Linked DNA regions of Mus musculus: region 1 is linked to region 2. The links are chromatin loops, found by intact Hi-C in ENCODE. Cell type or tissue: left cerebral cortex. All regions are shown on one strand. Each heading gives the region's core, and the rest is flanking DNA. Links, peaks and the distances in the headings are about the cores only.

Evidence for each region. Peaks named below come from ENCODE experiments on the same cell type or tissue, not always from the same donor. Only the 100,000 strongest peaks of a DNase experiment are listed, where the experiment ranks them.
Region 1: a loop joins it to region 2, with 7 times the contacts of the local background. A loop is called at or near these places in 17 of 42 quality-filtered maps.

What each region holds. Positions count from the first base shown.
Region 1 is chr9:96,885,055-96,895,496 of GRCm38, reverse strand. It overlaps Pxylp1 (2-phosphoxylose phosphatase 1), which reads left to right and starts at 6,023. Exons shown (of 6, transcript NM_001289647.1): 1 at 6,023-6,138. In left cerebral cortex, for the core only: a CTCF peak has its summit at 6,011 (motif pointing right); DNase peaks (open chromatin) are centred at 5,681, 6,043 and 6,531; H3K4me3 peaks cover 2,299 bases; H3K27ac peaks cover 1,431 bases.
Region 2 is chr9:96,833,444-96,843,885 of GRCm38, reverse strand. Pxylp1 (2-phosphoxylose phosphatase 1) reads left to right here. Exons shown (of 6, transcript NM_001289647.1): 3 at 3,769-3,927; 4 at 4,674-4,800. Among named protein-coding and RNA genes, the nearest start is that of Pxylp1, 51 kb to the left of the region's middle. In left cerebral cortex, for the core only: a CTCF peak has its summit at 4,780; DNase peaks (open chromatin) are centred at 4,293 and 4,813; H3K27ac peaks cover 603 bases.

The sequences.
Region 1 (10,442 bases), core at 1,244-9,243, 52 kb before region 2:
CCTCCAGAGTGGCCAGACAACCAAGGAGGACTTTGCTGTTCTTGGCTCTGTACACAAACATTACCTGGTCTCCTTGGTGTTTTTCCTGAACCCTTTTTCTTGTTGTAAAGAAACTTTTCATTCTGGAGTTGTGGCTGATGTAAATAAAGAGTAGAGTTCACCTGAGAACCACCACAGCATGGCATGAGACACGTCACCAAGGGAAGGGATCCGAACGCTCTCCCAAAGGAAGTTGAAGTCCAGGACGAGCCCTCAAATTGAAAGAATAATTTTGGTGTGGCACAAAAAGCCACACAGGTAAAAGTAAAGCCATTGGCTTCTATTTCTTCATGGCCCAGAAATAGCGAACAGACCATGGGCTGAAGCCTCTGAACCTGTGAGCATAAATCACTTTCCCCTTTAATTTTTTTTTTAAATCACATTTTTCCAGGTAGAATGTTACACAAAACGAGCTTAATGGATGAATCTTTAAAAAAAAAAAAAAAAGATTTATTTGTGACCAAGCAAGGCCATTTCTTTTTTGCAAAAAGGGTACCCTAGAACCCAGACTGAGTTAGCAAGCAGCCATGGCAAAGATGGCCTCCATCTTTTAATCCTAGCACAGGTGGTAACTGTTTTGCCATTTGTGAGAGCACAGCGTATGGCGTTAATACTGACTAGCCAGTAGCACTGAGCAATCTCTAGGCTTGGACAAAGTCACATCACAAAATAGGGAAGGGGCTTAGAGAATATGGGCCCTTGTTGGGTTAACTACCTTTGGTAGAGGGACATAAAAGTTTCTTACTTTTCTAATGGCTATTAGGATCACTCATTAAGGGCTGGAGAGATGGCTCAGTGGTTAAGAGCACTGACTGCTCTTCCAAAGGTTCTGAGTTCAAAATCCAGCAACCACGTGGTGGCTCACAACCATCCGTAATGAGATCTTGTGCCCTCTTCTGGTGTGTCTGAAGACAGATACAGTGTACTTACATATAACAATAAATATATTTTTGGACTGGAGCGAGCAGAGGTCCTGAGTTCAATTCCTAGCAACCACATGATGGCTCACAACACAGCTATAGTGTACTCATATACATAAGATAAATAAGTAAATAAATAAATAAATCTTTTTTTTTAAAAAAAAGAATCATCCATTAAGCTCTTTTTGTGTAACATTCTTCCTGGAAAAATGTGATTAAAAAAAAAGTTTAAAGGGAAAAGTGATTTACGCTCACAGGTTCAGAGGCTTCAGCCCGTGGTTGGCTGGTCATTGTTTCTGAGCCATAAAGAAACAGAAGCCAAAGATCAGGGAAGAAGGAAACGTGGCAGAACCAGATTGCTCAACTCATGGTGGCCAGGAAGCAAAGAGAGCAAGAATGGTCTGAGGAAAAGATCTATCTTTCAAAGGCACACCTCAGTGACATATGTCATCCATCTAGGTCTCATCTCCTTATTGCCCATTCAATTATGAGCTCTTCAGTGGGTTAATCATCCGACCCTCGTGATCTAATCACCAATAGCACTAGCAACTGGGGACCAAACCTCAGCACATGATCCTTTGGGGCAGTACTTCATATTCAAACCATGACACATGGTTCTAGCATACAGACCAAGGGAGGTAACAGGAATGCTGTCCCTCAGAGGAATGCTGTCCCTCAGACAGGGAGCACCAGTGCAGCTCTTGACCTGAGATTCTGTGGTGCTCTGTGCATCAAGTTGAATCACTGAATAAACACCCGAACGTTCTGGTCTATTGCTCAACAGAGAAGGCTGGGGTCAAAGAATGTCAGAGGCCAACTCAGCCAGTGCCCAAGCATATAATAAATGACCTGGACACACGGTGGCTCCGTATCTGGTTTTTTGAAGAGTTTCGAATCAAATTTGTTTGACTCCTCTGTGGAGCTGCTGTGATGTTTTGTCTTTTTTTGTTTGTTTGTTTTTGTTTTCATTCTGCAAACCCAGGACCAGTGAAAGCGCCCTGAAGTGTCCAGAGGACTGGATTCTAGCCCTCACTATCTCCACAGCCCACTTGGTGGGTGACTTTGGGGCAAGTTGATTATTCTTGGCTTCAGTTCTCCTTCTGGCCATAGACTTCTGCATGAATTGGCAACAACACCAAGTATTTTTAACTATTTTAGCTTCCATCTTGCTACTTTGGGCCCTAGGGGAGTTCTGTGGTCTGTCTTTCTCATGGACTCTCAATTCCAGTTGCTGTAGCTCATGTCACTACAAAGTTCAGAAATCTCTGCTGGGTCCTTCATCTCTCCTTTCTGCATAGCTTCTTATTGTAAAATGAGAAGGCAGGACTCAGTTCATCTGTCCATTCGCCTGGCTTTTATAAAGTGCTTACTTTATAAACTTGACCGTTTTTGATACACGGCTTGCCACAGTCCTTCTCTTTTTATGATTTCTAAAGGTGATTCCTGTGAGTTCATTCAATGCTTGCTTTGGTTGTCCTGAGATCTTTCAGTTGGGCTGAGAGTCTAGAGGACAAAAAAAGAGTATTTAGATCTATGATTCACTGAATTACTCTAATTTTTTTTGTGTGATTATTTTTTCTTCTTCTTTTGGCTCACAGTCAGGTTCAGAGCCCTCTTTTATCTTTATTTAATGTGGTTATTTTGTGCTCTGTTCTTCCAGATTTGACTTTATAATTAAATTTCCCCCAGATAGATGGGAAAATGAGTTCACCCTCCTTCGTTGCTCTCAGGAGTGGGAAGGGGCTTTTATAATAAGCTTGTTGGGGGTGGGGGAAGGGACCACAGCTGGTAGTAGGGACAAAGAACCGTGCATGCATAAATGAGGATAGACCACCCTGGAGCTGGGGGAGGGTCTGCCTCTCTAAACCAGGAGCTTGTGTTAGGCAGCAGCTCTGCAGCCACCGAAGAAACAGACCTTTAACCTTTTGCAAGGTATTTCTCTCTCCAAGGTGCTGGGGTTGCAGATGTGGGGTAGACAGGGCAATTTCCATTTAATATAAATATGCCAGTCAGTCTGATGCTCTCTGCTCTATGAATCAACAAGAAATCTATCCTGAATAATTTTTTATCTTAACCTTTAATATTTGAGCACTTAGTATTTCTCCACATTCCTGTAGTGAATGGACATTCTAGCTATCACCAAAGAAAACCAAACCCACGGTGAAGAGAATTTGGAAATAATATTGTCCATCTGAATATGGTGGTAGGCAGCACAGAAATATTTTGTGGTGTCAATAGATTTGGCAGTAAGGCGGAATTGTGAGCAATTCAGGTCTTTGCAATGTAGAAACTGGTTCAAATAACGCAACCTGTTTTTCTCCCTAGGAAGACCGTTGGCATGGCGGTTTGTTAACTCAGACTAGGCACCCTGTGGCAATGTGGCCCTGTAAGAAGGGAGGGGACAGGGAGCAGGTTTTGTAAGTCCCCAGACAAAGGAGGCTGTGCAAATATTTGCAGGCTTTTTGCTCCAGGGGTGAGATGGCCTTGAAGGTGTTCATCCGCTGATGGCTACTCCAGTCCAACTAGGGATGCTGGGGCAATGTGGCAGCGTGTGCTGCCTAGTAGACTATTCAAGACTTGGTGCTGCCCAATGTTTTTAGAGGACAGGTGGGCTCAGCTTTCATTCAATAAATGGTGGGTGTTTTCCTGTAGCAAACAGTTCAAGGGGGAGGGTGTGAGTCCTGGCACCGTGCTAGTTCTCTGTTTTATGGTCATCCAGGGGCACAGTTCGCTGCTCTAGCAAATGAGTAATGAAGGTGACAGGCACTGTTTTCAGGAGCGTGTGACACTGTGCTGGGTTGGGGGCTTGTCCTAGTCAGGACTCTCTTGGTTGCCAGGGCCAGAGAAATAGAATTTTTATTTCACTTGGAGGATAGTAGGGGATAACTTGGATCATGTATTTGGATAACCAGTATTATGTTGGTATCTGGCATGAGAGAAATCTGCTCCCGCTTCCTGCTTGAGGATATCTGGGAGCTACACTCGTTGGCACTGCCTCCCCAGCCATTAGCCAAGTGGCTCCAGCTGCCTCAGACAGATACCCTATTTTATCACTGCAGAGGGAGGCTTGCCATTCTCCCCTGTAGGAACCTCTCCTTTTCCCTTCCCTGGAAACCCTTCAACCCTTAAAGACCCTCAGGAAAGGAGGTGGAATGCTTTCTCCAGAGTGGGAAAAATGTCGAAGTGTTCAGGGAATAGAGGTTGAAGGAAAGAGGGAAAGATGATCGTGGTATCCGGTATTAACCTGGATTGTAGGAAGGTGCAACGATGGAAACTCTAAGTGCCGCGTGGAGGAAGATTCAGGCAGAGGAGACCTGTTCCCACTTCCAGAAGAATAGTGGAGAATACCCCAGTCGAGTGGGATAGTGGCAAATTTTTGTAGAGAAATGATGCCCGAGTCACCTTTCATCCTCTTGTGGTCATGTTGAACCTAAGACTGTCTACATATCCCATGGGAAGGGTAAGTAAGTAGCCAAGAAAGGGAACATACGCCTATGGGTTACAGAAGATGTGGCACAGACCCACAAGGGCTCCATCCAGAACAAAATCAGGCCTGGGTAGTTTGCAGAGAGAGGCTGGGTTTGTGGTGGAGGCAGAGTTGCGAGCCTGCGTCGGCTGGAGACTCCCGTGTTCCTGAAAGGGTAGTAGACTTGAGAGAAAGCAAAGCTGAGCATCTGGGGTCAAGTTCCAGGCCTGAAGCTGACAAGCCCTGCCCTAACCCCCTTTTCTGATGTATGTATGTATGTATGTATGTATGTATGTATGTATGTATGTATGTATGTATTTTGCTTTGGGCTAGTGTGGATGGAGTTGTCTGTCATCTGCAGCCTGTGTGACTTGTGAAGGAGTGGAACTTGGAATTAGAGCAGAACTGTCAAGAGTCCGTGGCGAGAAGGAAGAGTCTGTGTTGGATAGGATGCCTGGACTGTGGTGGTCCTTGAGGGCCAGCCCAAGTAGGAATTTAACGGGGAGTGAGATTTCATGCTCACGTATTGGAGAAAGCTGTCGCTAGTACTGAAGGGATAAGCAGGCTGAAGGTGGTGTTGAGCCTGGGTAATTGGGTGAGAGGGATAGTAACTAGTGTCCTCAGGCAAGTGCCAGCTGGCCATCAAGGCATTGAACAGAGAAGGCATTCCAGATGGCTGGACCATGGGGGTAAATGGAATGCAGGCTAGGGAAGTAGAATCTAGCTGATTTGAGGGGAGAAATTGGAGGTAAAAATATGGATAAAATATAAAGTGTTTTGATTTAGTCACTATCGAATGAGTTAGGGAAAATCAAGTGATGCGCTACCCTCAAAACCGCACCTCTTTTGCAGTTGAGAGAGGCACAAGGGTGTCACTGTAGTCCCAGAACTGACAACAAAGGCAATCTCACAATTGTGGTTGGTGAGATCCTTTTTTACAGCATTTGAAACAACAACAACAAAAGACCCACAAACACAGCTTTATAGAACGAGTGCTGCGCGGGTCTTTGGCTGGCAGCCCTGGGGTCATGCAGAAACGCCCCCGTGACACAGCCACGACCTCTCAAGGGTGGATGCCTGCAGGCCTTTAGGGACAAAACTACTGCCAGGTCTAGAGTAGACACAGGCCGGATGTGGCCCGCGCCGGAAGAGAAGCGCGGGACAGGCGCTTGGGTGGAGGTGGCACGGTGGCTAGGATATGCCAGTTTTGAGTCCACGAGGCACCGCAGGACCCACATCCGCAGCTAGATCCGCGGCGCGGAGTTAGGCACGCAGTCACAAAGCACCCTAGCCAAGGCTGGGACGGGTCCAGGGCAGTGTCCTGGGGCCATGGCACCCTCCCGGGTCCTAAGTCCGGCATAGGGAGGAGCATAGGCCCTGTGCGCTCCGAGTGCGCGCGCTTTCCCGGACCCGGACGGCGCGACCGGAGCCTGTCTGGATGACTGTTTGGACACTCCAGGCCATGTGTGCCTCCAAGGCCCGGGATGCGGGTCGCCGCAGCCTGCTGGTCCCGCACGGCCGCCTGCGGGGCGGAGCTCCAGGGCGCCCTGAGCGCGTCGGGCCGGGCAGGGACCCGGCGGTCCCGGTAGGGGGCGCTGCGGAACCCCGAGTTTGGCGGCCTGCGCGCGCCACCGCCGCCTGCACTCCCGCCAGGAGGAGCTGGCTGCGGGTGGAGATCCCTACGCACAGCGACGGAGGCCGGGACCGTAGGCGGTGAGTGTGGTGCGCGCCGGGTCCCAGCGGTTGTGAGGCTTCTCGCAAGGCGGGCTTGTGTCTAGGGTCTTGGGGGGCGACCCCGGAGAGGTGTCCGCGATGCCAAGATCCGGAGGCAGGGGCGGGCTTCCAAGCAGCGGGTGTGAGCCCTGCCACCAAGCTCTTTCCCTTATCTACGCGCTCCCCAGTTGCCACCTCTCCCCATACCCTCCCCGCGTTGGAGAGGGGTCCCTGCCCTCCGATCCGTCTCCCCTTTCTCAGCCCTGCACCCTAGAAGCCTGCCCGCACACCCCCTTTTCTCCCTCAAGCCCTCCCACGCCTACCTCCTCCTGGTTGCCTGCCGCTCGCCTCTCCCTCCCAGCTCTGCTCCTACGGTCCCCGCCGCCACCCCAGCGGGGTCCCATTCTGCCTAGGCGCTCCTGCTGAACGACTCAGCGGGAATCTGAGCTCCGGGGTCCCCCTTCTCCCGGCTGTCCCATAGCTGCAGTGTCCAGGTAAAAAGGGGCTGCAACTTCAGGGCCTGCCCCGGGGGTGGGGCTGGTGCTTCGCCAGCTACCTGCTGCCTGCGGCGCAGGAACCCTGGGCCCAGCCCAGGGCCACTTCACGCGTGCAGGTTATGCTTGCTCAGTGTTCTGTTTAGGACAGTGTGGTTACTTCTTTGCTTGCTTTTGCTTGGTGAACTTGGATAGGTTGCGATTTCTTAAAAAGAAGCCGGCTTTGCTACCCACAAATATGGAGCAGGTTTTCTTTGCTGCTGTGACTGGCTGTCAGTAGTACCTGTGGATCGGGGAAGATTTAGCTATGCTGGGGAAATGGAGCCACATCCCCACTCTCTCACCACAGCTCTGGGAACGTAACTGTCCCCTCTAGGGTGGGCCCGTGTCTTTGTGGAAAGGCAAGGATGCTTCCTAAACATTCAACAGGTAAAAACCAGTTAGGAATCTGGATCAGATCTGGTGTGGATAGGGAAATGTGGGATGAGTGAGTGATCAAGGAGGGGCTCTGGGAGAGTTCCATGGCTTAGGGACATTTGTTGCTCTTTGCGGCAAGTCCCAGGCTGGACCCTGACTATGGACTAGACAGTGATGAGCCCAGCCTACCCTCTGGAACTGTCGGTCGGGCTTGGCACCAGCCCCCTCCTCAGAGGTGTTGGTGCCCTGTGGTGACATCTGTGGGAAGAGGATTTAAAGCAGATGGCTTGGAAAGCCTCATGGTCCCCGGAGAGAAGTGGAGATGGCATGGTGACAGCCCAGCGTGTGCGTTCACCCCTTCCCTTCTGGGGTCTTTCATTAAATCTTAGATTAAATTAATTGCCTAGTCAGAGAAAGAACATATAAAGGGTATTTCTCTTTTAGGATTGGCTCTGGGCCAGCCTGCCCTCACAGATACCTTGGGAGGCTGCAGATGGGAACCCGTGGCAGCGTGGACCGCCTGGAGCACAGCACTCTGGGCTGTAGGACTGCCCTGTCTCTGTGGTTTCTCTTTGATGGCTCTGGTAGTGATTAGTTCAATATTCCTTTTCTATTGAATAGATAAGTAATTAGCCAAGAACACAGTGGGGCTCAGTAGGGCCCTTCTGAGTGTTCTCAATTTCCTGTATGAATCTTCCTGTCCTCACAGTGATAGGCTGCTCTCAGGAGTCCTTCTGGCTAGGATTGAATACCTGCAGGGCTGGGGTGACCTTTAGGACCTGGCCAGGTGCCCCTGCCTGTTACTCAATGTTTATTTAAAAACAAAAACAAAAACAAAAACAAAGCAAACTTCATGTATCTGTCTTGAGCCCACAACCCATGCCTTCCACTGGGCTGTAGTATTTTCAAAATATCTCTCAATCCAACAGATCTGAATATACATATATATAAATGTTAAAGTCTCTCCTGCTGGAGACAAGTTCTCTGTCTGGTAAGACGGGGTGTGAAGGGGAAGAGACGGGATAGAACGTTCAATTTCGAGGTCAGGCTCTGACAGCTGGACCTGTCCCTCAGTGGAGATTCCAGACTTTTACAGAACGAAACAGTTCTCTTCACCCTAGAGATAGGAATGGGAGGATAATGGGAGTTCTGGGGAGGCCTCAAGGCTGCCTACTGAGAGGCGAAAAGTCCACCAAGACTTATCCTGCAGACCCTGGGCTGAGGACCTAGCTTCTGCATACCATTCTCATTCATTCATTCATTCATTCATTCATTCATTCATTCATTTATTCTGGCTGGCCTGGCACTCCGTGTACACTAGGCTGACCTCAGGTCCCAAGTGCTGGGATTAAAGACTTGTACCACCACACCTGGTAGCCCTGGCTTCTTGGGACATCCTCCACCTCTGCCTGCTGATGGAGGAAGCTGGTAAGGAGTTGGGGGTTCCTTGCAGAACCCCACCTTCCCCACTTCAGGCTGTGATGATCTCACTCTGGTGGGTGCTACCCACCTCAGACCTGGTTACCGTGGCAGCCCTGGAGTGCCCTTGCATGTACATTCCTGGCAGTATGTTTTACAGTTCTGCTGGGGGGGGGGGAGTCCAGCGTTGGGGGGGGGGATTGCTTTGGCCTATCAGGAGTAGTTTTTCGCTAGGCAGAGAAAGCAAAATCCAGCTTTTTGTCATGTGAAAGGCCAATTTGAGGAAGAACATACCCGGAGTCCCTGCTGTAGGGCCTCTATCCACTTCTCTTGGGAATCTGGGGACAGCTGGAATTCAGAGTGCCACTTGTTTGTGGGGACCTGTGCTGCCCTGGTTGTCATTAGCTTATCTTTCTCACCCAGACTGTCTCTGTTCAGGTTTGGCCAGAATTCCTGCAGCTGGCAAAAAATCTTGTTTTCTAGAAGGGGTTTAATTAATGCCTGCAGTTTGAGAGTGAGAAAGGAAGGGTGGGGAGAGAAAGAGAGATGCCACTGTATGAAAGGGGTGGGAGAGAAGATAGAACAGTGGAGTCCTAACGATCCAGAAGAGAGTTCAGCTCCCGGTTCTGTCCCCGACAGGACTCTGGTTGCTAGGAAAGGAGAATGCCCACATTCTGGTATAGGGGTTACCGCTTAGGGGCAGAATCGCTGAGCTAGAAGAAAATGATCTCACAGTGATGGAAAGAAACGTTTTCTGGGCTCACTCTTCTGGTTCTTAAAAGGCCTGGGAAGCTGTCTACGAAATGGTCATGGCCAGATGGGAAGACATTTGGCTGTTGTAAGCTTGTGTCCGGAGTGTACCCTGGGGATCTGGTCCACTGAACCAGGTTGGTCAGAGGGGTCTAGCCTTGGGGAGCCACCTCCCTCTAGAGATGCTGTGGGCCCTGTCTACTAGAGCCCTGTGCACTCAGGGAATAAACAAGAGACTAGCCTTCAGAGGGAGAGAGCCAGCCACCCAGAGCAGGGTCCAGTGGTCCAGTGGTACCAATCAGCTTGGAACTACCTCAAGTCAGCCTCTAGGGGGCACCTGTGAACCCAGGATGCACTGCAGGGTCTACTCAAGGTCCAGAAGATGAGACCCCTCGCTGCTCACCAAACCAGAATGCATTCTTGTGTCACGTTCCTTCATCCCTAGCACCTGCAGGCTTCCCCAGCCCATCTCAGATGAGGAAGCCACTGTCTTTAGTGAAAGACCAATCTCTTATGAAGGGCGGGACAAACCCAGGAGTATGGAAGAATTTGATGATTAAAAGTCAACAAAACAAAGCCAGATTGAGCCTAGTGCAGTCGTTCGTGCAGCAAAGAGGCAGCCTGCAGTGTTTCCTTTCGGCTAGGACATCCCTCCACACACATCTTTCACTCATGGCTGCATCCCTCCATCCCCTTTCCCCTTTGTACTTTGGTGGCACCTACACTGTGTTGGGAGCTCTGAGTTGGAGGAGAGTTTGGGGAACTCAGATATCTAATATTAGCTGATAGTTGGGGTACCCCTAAAGTAGAACACAGACAGTCTTCAGTTCCTGGGGCGAGTTCCTCCCTTCTGGATTTTTAGGACTTGGAATATTCTCCCATTCTTTCTTCGGCTCCCTCCAGAGCGTAGGGAACCATAGAAACGTACAAATGCACTTAATATTTACAGTCATGCTCTCAACATGCACATTCACGGTTGCGTCTGCAAAGCATCTCTTTGTCATCTCCTTGCCACCACCCTCTGTGTCACTATGTGCGACCTCACCTTTCTGGCGGAGAGCTGTAGCCATTAGCATGGAAACCAGACCTTTAAAGGACAGAGTATGCTCAGAATTGTTATGCTTGGTGTCGACCCGCCTCTCCTCCCCCTTCTTTTCTTTTCTGCCTGTGGGGAAGGACATCATTTATACCATCTTTATAAACAGTCTGATACTGTTTATCCTA
Region 2 (10,442 bases), core at 1,197-9,196:
TGGCCGTTAACATCTCCCAACTGTGGGGAAGAGAGGCTCCAGCTGCAGCCAAGTTCAGAACTGGGGAACGGTCAACTCCAAAAGTTTTTTATTGTTGTTTTATTTAGTAAAGCCTACAAATACGTCTATGTCTATTAAGACCTGGTAATAAATGTTTGTTCTTTCGCATATAGAATGCACGTAACATGTGACTACTATAAATATATTTATGCTAAATTCACACAGATATTTGTAGGAAAACAAAATACTTGTTGGCATGCGTTCCTTCTGCTCCCCAGATGGAACGCACTGTGGCATTGTGGGACATCTGATGCGTTGCTGGGTTCTCACCTAGGGAACAAATGTCTGACTACTCCGTGTGATGGTGAATCTTGTCAACTTGATAGGATTTAAAATCACCATGGGATCAAATCTCAGGGCAAGTCTGTGAGGGGCTACTATCTAGACTCGGCTAATTGAGGTACAAAGACCCACCCTAAGTGTAGATAGTACCTAATTCCACGGTCTGGGGTCCTGGAAAAGGAGAGAGGGGTGATAGATACAAGAATGGATTCCTCTCTGCTTCCTGAGTGGGGATGCAGTGTGGCCTGCTGGTCTTCTGCTCTTGCCACCATGCCTCCTCTGCCATGATGGAATGTCTCTCCTTTGACTGTAAGCCAAAATAGCTTGGACCTTCCATACTTGCTTCTGTCAGATATTGTGTCCTAACCATGAGACATGTAACCAATACAGAAAATCGGCACTGAGAAACGAGGCCATCGCTGGGATAAATATGACCTTGTGGCCTTTGGAACTGCTTTTGTATAGAAAAGTCTGTGACTATTCTGGTGAGAACTTGGAATACAGGGTGCTGAGAGATGCTGAGAGTGGTGGCCTGGCTCAGGGAGGCCTCAGAGGGAAACAAAGACTCCATGAGGAGCTGGGTTAGGGTCGTAGTCATGTTATATTCTGGCAGAGAGTCTGGCTGCATTCTACCTGTGTCCTGAGAACTACGGTAGAGTTGAATTTGAAAGCAAGGGGCTGACTTGTTTCCCAGAGGAAGTCTCAAGGTGGGGTAACACTCAAGCTATGCCATGGTTACTGCTCATTGCTTCTATCCAGGTCTACAGTGAGAAGCGATGAGTGGAAGGGAGAAGAGCTGGGAAACCTGACGTTTGGTCAGGAGGGAGGGAAGCAAGAATCAGCTACAATTGTTAGGGGCCATCACCAGGAAAGAACAACCCCTTAATGTGCAGGAACAGCAGGGAAGGCATCCTGAGGGCCAGTCCTTCAGGGAAGCCTGGGAAGCCATTGTAGGAAACATGAAGGTAAGGCTGAATTTGCAGTGGAGTTCCCAAGAGGTATAAGAGCCATAGGATGTCATTTGAGAGATGCTGCAGTGTGTGGGGCCAGAGGGGTGTGGCCTCTGAAGAGCTTTGGAACCCAGACAATTCCATCCAGAACTCCAGACGCTGGATACAGAGCGGCAGCATTTACAGTTGTCTTGTTCGAGTTCAGTCTTGTTTTGGCCTGCTCATTCCTTGCTGTATCACAATTCTTCCCTTTTGGAATTGTATTCTGTGCCACTGTACATTGTAATATATAACTTATTTCTTGTTTTGTTTGAGTTCAGTTAAACGATTGCTCTGAGTCCCAGGTGATATTTGGACTTTGGATTTTCAAACAGTGTTGGAACTATTAAAGATTATGGGGACTTTGAAGTTGGACTGAATGTATTTTGCATTGTGAGGTGGCAATGAGTCTTTGAGAATAAGGAGAGAGAGGTTTGGCCTTCCAGGTGGTGTGTTTGGATATCAAGTGGACATCGAGTAGAGTTGTAAGGGTTAATCTTTGTTGCCAGTTTGATGGAATTTAGAATCACCATGGAAACAAATCTTTGGGAATATATGTGAGTGATTATCGAGGTTAGATTAATTGAAGAGGGAAACCCCACCCTACATGTGAGTAGTAGCACTCTGTGGGCTGAGGTCTGCATCAAATAAGAGGAGAAATCTAGTTGAGCACATATGACAATCTCTGCTTTCTGTTACGGGATGGGATGTGACCAGCTCCCTCTGTGGCCATGTCTTCCATGATGGGCTGATCCTTCAAACTGTGAGCCAAAACCAAACAACCCACCCATGTCTTAGGGTTTCTATTGCTGTGAAGAGATACCATGACCACAGCAACTCTTATAAAGGCAAACATTTAATTGGGGCTGGCTTACAATTTCAGAGGTTTAGTCTATTGTCATCATGGTGGACATGGCTGCATGCAGACATGGTGCTGGAGAGGTAGCTGAGAGTTCTATATCTGAAAGACCCCAGGAAGAGAGAGTGACACTGGGCCTGGCTTGAGCATCTGAAACCTCAAAGCCCCCCCCCCAGTGACACACCTACTTCAACGAGGCCACACTTCCTAACAGTGCAACTTCATTATGTGCCTGTGGTGTTACTGTTCAAGTGTTCTTTTTCAATCTGGGGGGCGGGGCATAGATCTCATTGGTAATTTTCTCTTGCCTTTCTGTAGTTACTAGCTTGCGCATTCGTTCATGTTTTGTTGTGTTGGTATTTGCACTTTGCCTGTTTGTATCCTGTACTGAGTCTTCAGTTGTAGTGTTCTTCTGTACTTGGGGTATCAGTCATTGTTTGTTATGTATGTTGCAAATGTTTTTCTCTTAGTGTATTCATTGTCTTTCATCTTTTTTTTTTAAAAATAACATCTGTTTGACAAGGGAATCTTTCAGATACTTATGTAGAAGAAATTAGGGAACTTAATCTGATGTAGACTAGTGATTAGTTTCTGTTTCAGCCATTGTTTGGGTATGTGTATCTACATAATATTTGTGAATATATTTTTGTTATGTGGTTGGTAAACCTTTAGTAGTTAACCAGGTTTGTGGGCTCACTTGTTTGCAAGCATAACCTACCCTAGTCAATGCTACAAATGTGACTGCTACCGTGGGGGTCTCTCGAAACTCTGTGATGCTGCAAAACCACTTCCCAGTCGTGGAAGGACTGGGGACTACTGAGATAGGCTGTCTGTGGACAGACAGACAGACAGACAGACAGACAGATGGCTGCACAGCCCCAACCTGAACAGGGAGAGGCCCTCTCAGTCACAAGGAAAAAGCATTACAGTTGCCCTGTCGCTGCCTTCACGGATTCTGGTCACGTGTCCACCCTGCCAAGGTGAATACTGTCACTGATAGCTTAGCCGGTCTCCCACAGGGCCCGGGGCTCACTGATAGAAAGATGGATGCCGAGTAGACAAGCCATTACACATTGCATGACACTCGACACCCACAGGCGACTGGGGAGAGCCAGCCCAGGGAGATGAGTAGGAGCCAGTCAGGGGTCCAAGGCTCTCCTCTGTGAAGCAGTCTCATGAGGACTAGTGAGCAGATTCCCAATATAGGGCTCTAGGGAGCACGGAATGTGGTCGGATGGTATTAATTGAGGTGTGACACACACACTCCATTTAGCACTTAACAGGCGCCAGTAGACAGTGATCACCCCCCCCCCCCCCGATATAGTTATGGGAGCTAAAAGCTTATTGAGAAGAGGGGCTGTGTCCTCGTGCACAGTTAGTTCCAGTAACTCGAGAGTGAGGACTAGGTTATCCTGGCCCATGCTGAGGGGGGTCTGTCACTCAGTTAGACCCAGGCTGACTTCTAGTTCCTCTAGGGTCCACCCTAACTGAAGGAGTGAGCACCCCTGTGACATTCAGCCGTCTGTGGCCACGACAGCTGATCTAGCATCTCCTTTAGTCACTCTTCTTTCTTTGCAGTCCACTTGATCCCAGTGTCTGCCACAAAGAATGGAGGAAGCAGCAAGAGTCGAAAGAGGATCATGCCTGACCCAGTGACAGAGCCTCCCACCGTAGACCCGGTTTATGAAGCTCTTCTGTACTGCAACATTCCAAGCGTAGCGGAGCACAGCATGGAAGGTAGACCCAGTGTATGACCTGTCGCTGTCTGGGTAGCCTGGGCCTCAGGACCCAAGTAGACATCCTGGGGACAAAGTTCTCTAAGCAGCATCAAACAGTGATAAGAAGCTGGCTGGCCTGGACTCAAATTCTGCAGCCACTGTGCCTAGGATGAGCTCCTGGTCTTAGCACACTGCTCGGTGTCTGGTGAGGAGATGTGGGTAAGGCAGACAAGGGCTTGAGGCTGGCCCATCCCTTTGGCAACTCGGCTTCTCAGAGCAAATCTACCGTATGCTTAGCATGTGCACAGGGCCTACAAGTCTTGCTGTAAAGGAATGTGAATCAAGTTTGACTTTCCTCAAAGTGTATCATAGGGTGGTGTGGGATGCGTGCATTTGTATCCTGCTGTGTTTCCCGAAGGACTTAAAGCAGAAGTCTGTTGCTAGGATTTTTGTGAGCCTCCCCCAGTCTGTGCACATGAGACATTAGTCACCACGTGCACATCTCACTGGCCTTCAGCTGATGACTTTGGGGGCTCTGGGGCATGTCAGCCCCTCCCATGAACCTCTGTCTCAGCTTGTGGGGGTTCTTCAGCATCACCCACCCAGCACAGCAGCCTTCCCTACAGGTCAAGGTCCTGAGTAGCAGCTCTGCCATTTCTGGGTTGCCCTGGGTTCTACCTCCTCAGCCCCCAAGCCTGGGCATAGACGCCCTTGCTAAAACACTTGCTTGTTGTGTGGTGACTAGAAGATGTGTCTCTCTCACAGGTCATGCCCCGCATCATTATAAGCTGGTCTCCGTTCATGTGTTCATTCGCCATGGGGACAGGTACCCACTGTATGCCATTCCCAAAACAAAGCGGCCAGAAATCGACTGCACTCTAGTGGCTAGCAGGTAAACTGCACTTTTCTTTTATGAGTCGTCTTCATGCCTTCTGCTGTGTTCCGTGCAGCAGAGCACTATGGGAGGGAGGTGCGAGCTACGCTTTGGTGGGCACCAACTGTTCAAAGTGTTCACTGTCTTGCATTGCACGCTGTTGTGTGACTCCCTTGGGAGACACAAACATCTACTCAACCCAGATAGGGCACTGATGACAGATCAGAAAAATGACTCCACCCAAACCCAGCTTTAGCTGGGTTTACCTAGAGGAGCACGGGTGACTCAGAGGCCACTGCCTCACTGAAAAGCCCACCACAGCATGGGTGATCACGCAGAAGGCTTCATCCCTGTAGCCTCCCGCACAGCTTGCGGGTGGCTCGACCTAGTCACACTGTCTCTCCCCCACTCTCTTAGTGGTTATTTCCTGCTGTTAAAATCTCGGTCGGAGCCTTATGAGCCTTGTAACTTTCTGAGCTTCCAAGTCTTAAGTTGCGTATGTCTTGGCGTCCCTTCTCTCTCCAGGAGAGAATATCTGGGTTGGGAGAAGAGGGCCAAAGACAGTCCCAGAGCAGAGAGCGTATCAGTTTCAGGCAACTCAGAAAACGCACTGAGGCCTGAGCCCTGTTTAGTCTGAGACACAGCCTCTAATTCTGATGTTCCAAGCAAGAAAAAAGAGAAAGAGTGAGCACTGGGTTACCCCCCACCCCACCCCACCTCCACCCTCGGAGAGGTTCCATGGAGGCACCAGGCACACCAATCCATCCCTTGGTCTAGCTGAGCTCAGCCCACCCCCCCCACCTCTAAAATGGAAATGAAAGCTGGGGGTGGGGGGGCGCGGATGATGCCCGAGAGGGCATGCTCGCAGCTGCCGAGGCCTGTGAGCGTAAGATAATGTTCAGCCATTTAATTTTTCACACATTACAGGCAGCACTGTCTTAGTTGAAAGCCCTTAGGATGAAAAATAATTGAACGGAGGATGGAAATTGCGTGCATGGAAATTAGAAGCAGTTAGCAATAAATGATGCCTTGGCCGTAGCCAGCGTGTCTGGGGGCGCGTAGCATCCATCCAGTGCAGCGTTTACTGAATGAGACTGTGAGGCGTAGGGAAGTGCCCAACAGGGGAGACGTTGTTTTGATGGAGTGCTCCTGGGGTGCCAGCCTGCCTACGCAGAAGCAGGACCAGCCCCATAGAGACAACGTGGATTGCCTGCCCGCAGCCAGGGCTGCTCTCAGAGGATGTGAAGCTGGGGGTGGGGTGGGGTCTCAGATAACTCTTGATGTCCCAGACCCCCTGGGGTTTGGGGAGTAGTCAGCGAAGCATTTTAGGTAGAAAGACTGTGAGGTTTTGCGTGTTCTCTGTTATGCTGGACACTACTTTGCTGCCAGCCTGGGGGGCCATGTTTTCCTTGCTGCATTGAGTAAACAAGATGTGTACCCTAGTGTCTCCTGTTAGGGGACCATGAGCACCCTGGAACCCTCACTCTCCAGTCTGGCATTCAAACTTTCCCCTGCGAGTCTCTGCTCTCCAGCACCCCACTTCTCGCAGCACCCCCTCCTTCATGGCTTTGTGTTAGCTGTGTCTCCGCTACTGCCCACCCCACTTCCACAGTATCTTCAAGACCTCTTTAGAAGTTCCCTCTTCTGCACAGCAGCCCCACCCCCCACCCCGATCCGTCCCATATACGAAACACTGAGGTGACTCTGTGGCTGTCTAGGGAACTGACAATACCCACCTCTCACTGTAGAGGTACGGGGACAACATATAGGAAGGATGTCAGAACAGGTGAGGGAAGTCTAGTATAAAAGCCATCCCAGCTGGCGTAGAGCCAGGGCAAGGATGGAGGCAGCTCGTTATACTGCACTTTAACCCCGTGGATGGTGGATGGAGAGCAGAGAAAGGCAGCTCAGAGGAGCCATTGTCCTCCACCGGGGACAGCCGGGTGTTGTGTTTACAGCTGGTACTGCTCTGCCCTTGTCTGCTAGTTGTCCTTTGAACAGCCTGAGGAAACGTGGGCCACTGGGCTTCTGTGCTACATGGGGCCAGCGTGGCTGTGGGGCTTTGTGGACTGTCACATGCTTCATTTTCTTAGCTCTAGTCTCCTTCCTCTTGCATGGAGTTGCATTTCCACCAGGGGAATCCAACTGGTGCAGCTCAGACCCCCATGCAGCCACTATGGGGTCACTATGGCTGTTCCCAGAGAAGGGGCCTATTTGCCTGGGTCACCTGAGCACCCTCCAGCTTATCTTGCCAAGGGGACTCGGCTCTGCCATCCCCAGGCCTGACTGCTCCCAAATCACGGAGCCAACCCAGAGCTGATCCAGTGACTGACAGCTTTTGGTCTTGATAGCTGCAGAATGAATTTGTAACCTCTGTGGGGACCACAGGATACATTGCCTGTTGTATGTTCCTGTCACCATGTCCCTGCCGATAGAGTTGAGCCTTTTGTATCCCTGAAGCCTTTCCAACCTGTGATGCTGGGTGGATCCCTTCCCCTCTCCAAGGCACCATACTCCATCCTGGAACAAGGGGTGTCCTGCCTTCCTTATGTCAATCAACCTTATGTGTTTAAATAAAGACGTGAACAAGTAAGTATGTGGCTTCGTTCACACAGAAGCTTCATCCACAGTGATGTGGCATCGCCCACAGCAGCCTAGAGATCACCATGCCTGTGGTGGTTTGAATATGCTTGGCCCAGGGAGTGGCACTATTAGGAGGTAGGGCCATGTTGGAGTAGGTGTGGCCTTGTTGGAGGAAGTGTGTCACTGAGAAGGTGAGCTTTGAAACCCTCCTAGCTGCCTGGAAGCCAATCTCCTCTTGTTTGCCTTCAGAACAAGATGTAGAACTCTCAGCTCCTGCAGCCCCATGCCCGCCTGGAGGTTGCCATGTTTCTCATATGATAATCTACTGAACCTTAGACCCTGTAAGCCAGCCCCAGTTAAATGTTGTCATTTATAAGAGTTGCCTCGGTCATGGCGACTCCTCACAGCAATGGAAACCCTAACAAAGACACTGCCCTAGGCTTTCCCTGAGGTGGGTCATCTCTGGAGCCAGTTCCATCCTTGGGAGCTCCTCTTCCTGTGCATTTTGCATTCACAGGAGCTGCCCTGAGTCCTCTGTGGAAAAGACACAGTGCACATGTTTAACTGCAACAGCCCTCTTCTTCCGACTGAGTTTTCTTTCCTCCATTTCAGTTGCCTCTGGCACAGCCTAGTACAACGGTCTAGCCACATCGAATGGAAAACTCCATTCACATGGTTGCAGTGTGTTGTGGAACCTGCTGTATGTTATCATCAGTCATTATAATCTCTCCTCATGCCTTAGAAATTAAACCTTATTGTGGGTATTGTTTGCACAGGAAAGAACAGGGCAGACGCAGGGGCTCAGGCTATCTCTGGCTCCAGCACACACACACACACACACACACACACACACACACACACCAGATGAAAGGAGTCACTACTCAACATTGTTTAATTAAGTCCATTCTTAAACACAGTAAGGCTTGTCTTATCACTGCAAACATGTACTTAGGGATGGAGTGAGCAGGCATGCAGTGTGTAGACCTGCTCTGGGCCCCCACCCTGGCAGTGCCTGCTGCCTTCCCAGATGCTGTTTTTGGCTCGTAAATTAGTAATTTTGTGGTTTCCTGCTAGGCAGTAAGGCCTGGAAGGTACCCATTACTTTGGTCTGTCGTTGGGAATGTCTGATTCGAGGGTGGGGAGCTAGGTGTGTCCATATATGTCTCTTCCTTAGAGTGCCTGTGCACAGTGCTGGGCCCGTTGTCTGTGTAGTGGAAGATGGTGCTCCCTGACTGCTATGCGCTGTGTTAAGAAAGGTTCTATCTCACCCTCGTACTATTACAGTTAGTCAGTATTGAAGGTATTGACCACATGAGTGCCATGGTTTTTAAAATGTATGTATGTATGTATGTATGTATGTATGTATGTATGAACTGTTGCTCAGTTCAGACACACCAGAAGAAGGCATTGGATCCCATTACAGATGGATGCTGGGAATTGAACTCAGGATCTCTGGAAGAGCAGTCAGTGCTCTTAAACCATTGAGCCATCTCCCCGAGGGAGAGAATGCTGTGTTTTTAAATGCCCTATTTACATTCATAAAGATGAGCATGCTTTTCTACACCCAAGAAGAAAAACAGTCCTTTCAAACACTTACATAACAAATTTTAGAGTTATACCCCTTTCCTGGGCCAGGTTGCATGGTAGCACGCCAGCCGTCACTTAAGTGCAGTGGAGAAGTCCTGTGAAGAGTCCTAGGGAGAGAACATTCTAGATAGAAGGACCAGAAAGAGCAGTGGGCCTGCAGCTTACAGAGCTGGGCATGCATGAGTAACACTAGGACCAGTCTGACTGGAAAGGTAACAGGAAGTGGGTACCTCAGGCATCGCAGCAGGTGGGCTATCCTGCTCTCAGGGAACCACTTCACAGCAGGTGGGCTATCCTGCTCTCTGGGAACCACTTCACAGCAGATGGGCTATCCTGCTCTCAGGGAACCACTTCTGTCTGGAAATCCAGGTGCTGGTGGTGGGTCAGTCACACAAGTGGAAGCCAGCACAGGTGACTGCTTTAGCCCAGAAAGAAGAGAAGGAAACCTGGAGTGGAAGAGGCTTTGGTAGTGCATTGAGGCCTAAGCCAGCAACCCACAACTCAGCTTATGAGACTGTCTTAGTTTTATTGCTGTGAAGAGACACCGTGACCCACAACAACTCTAAATAAGGAAAACATTTAATTAGGCCTGGCTTACTGTTCAGAGGTTCAGTTCATTGTCATCTTGGCAGGAAGCATGGCAGGGTGCAGGCAGACATGGTGCTAGAGAAGGAGCCAAGAGGTCTACATCTGGTATCCCCAGGCAACCGGAGGAGAGAACAAGTCACTAGGCCTGGCTTGAACATCAAGGTCTTCTTCTTTTTTTATTTTTAAGATTTATTTATTATTATATCTAAGTACACTGTAGCTGTCTTCAGACATACCAGTAGAGGGTACTGGAATCTAAGATACCATAAGTAAGAGTACACTGTCGCTGTCTTTCAGACACACCAGTAGAGGGCATCAGATCTCATTACAGATGGTTGTGAGACACCATGTGGTTGCTGGGATTTGAACTCAGGAACTTCTGAAATCTTAAAGCCCACTCCTCCTGACCGGTTTCCTCCAGCAAGCCACACCTACTCCAACAAGGCCACACCTCCCAATTGTGCCACTCCCTATGGGCTGTGGGGGCCATTTTCATTCAAACCATCACAGGTAGGGAGGGAATAAGAAGGGAAGCCACTCTGAGAGACCAAAGGTTGTGCGGGAGTCAGTTGGCAGCCAATGAGAAACTGCTCATTAGCAGTTAGACCCGCCCAGGTCGCCTGGGGTGCTCAGCAACTTGGCAATTTGGGGGTTTTCAATCTTAGCTCAGTGGAGTGAGTGTAGCACTAAAATGGGTCCTTCAGACTGCACCGTTCTGGGGAACCTGGTTTCCTGGTTTCCAGCATAGTGGAGGAGGGGTGAGGCGGTAGAGATTTCTGGCAGCCAGAGTGTATGAGAACAAGCTGGTGTGATAGCCATGCTGTTGTGGAAGTGATCTCAAACAAGGCCTCATTCAGAGGCAGAGCCCACACCCTGAAAGCTACCTCCCTTGGCCCTTTAAT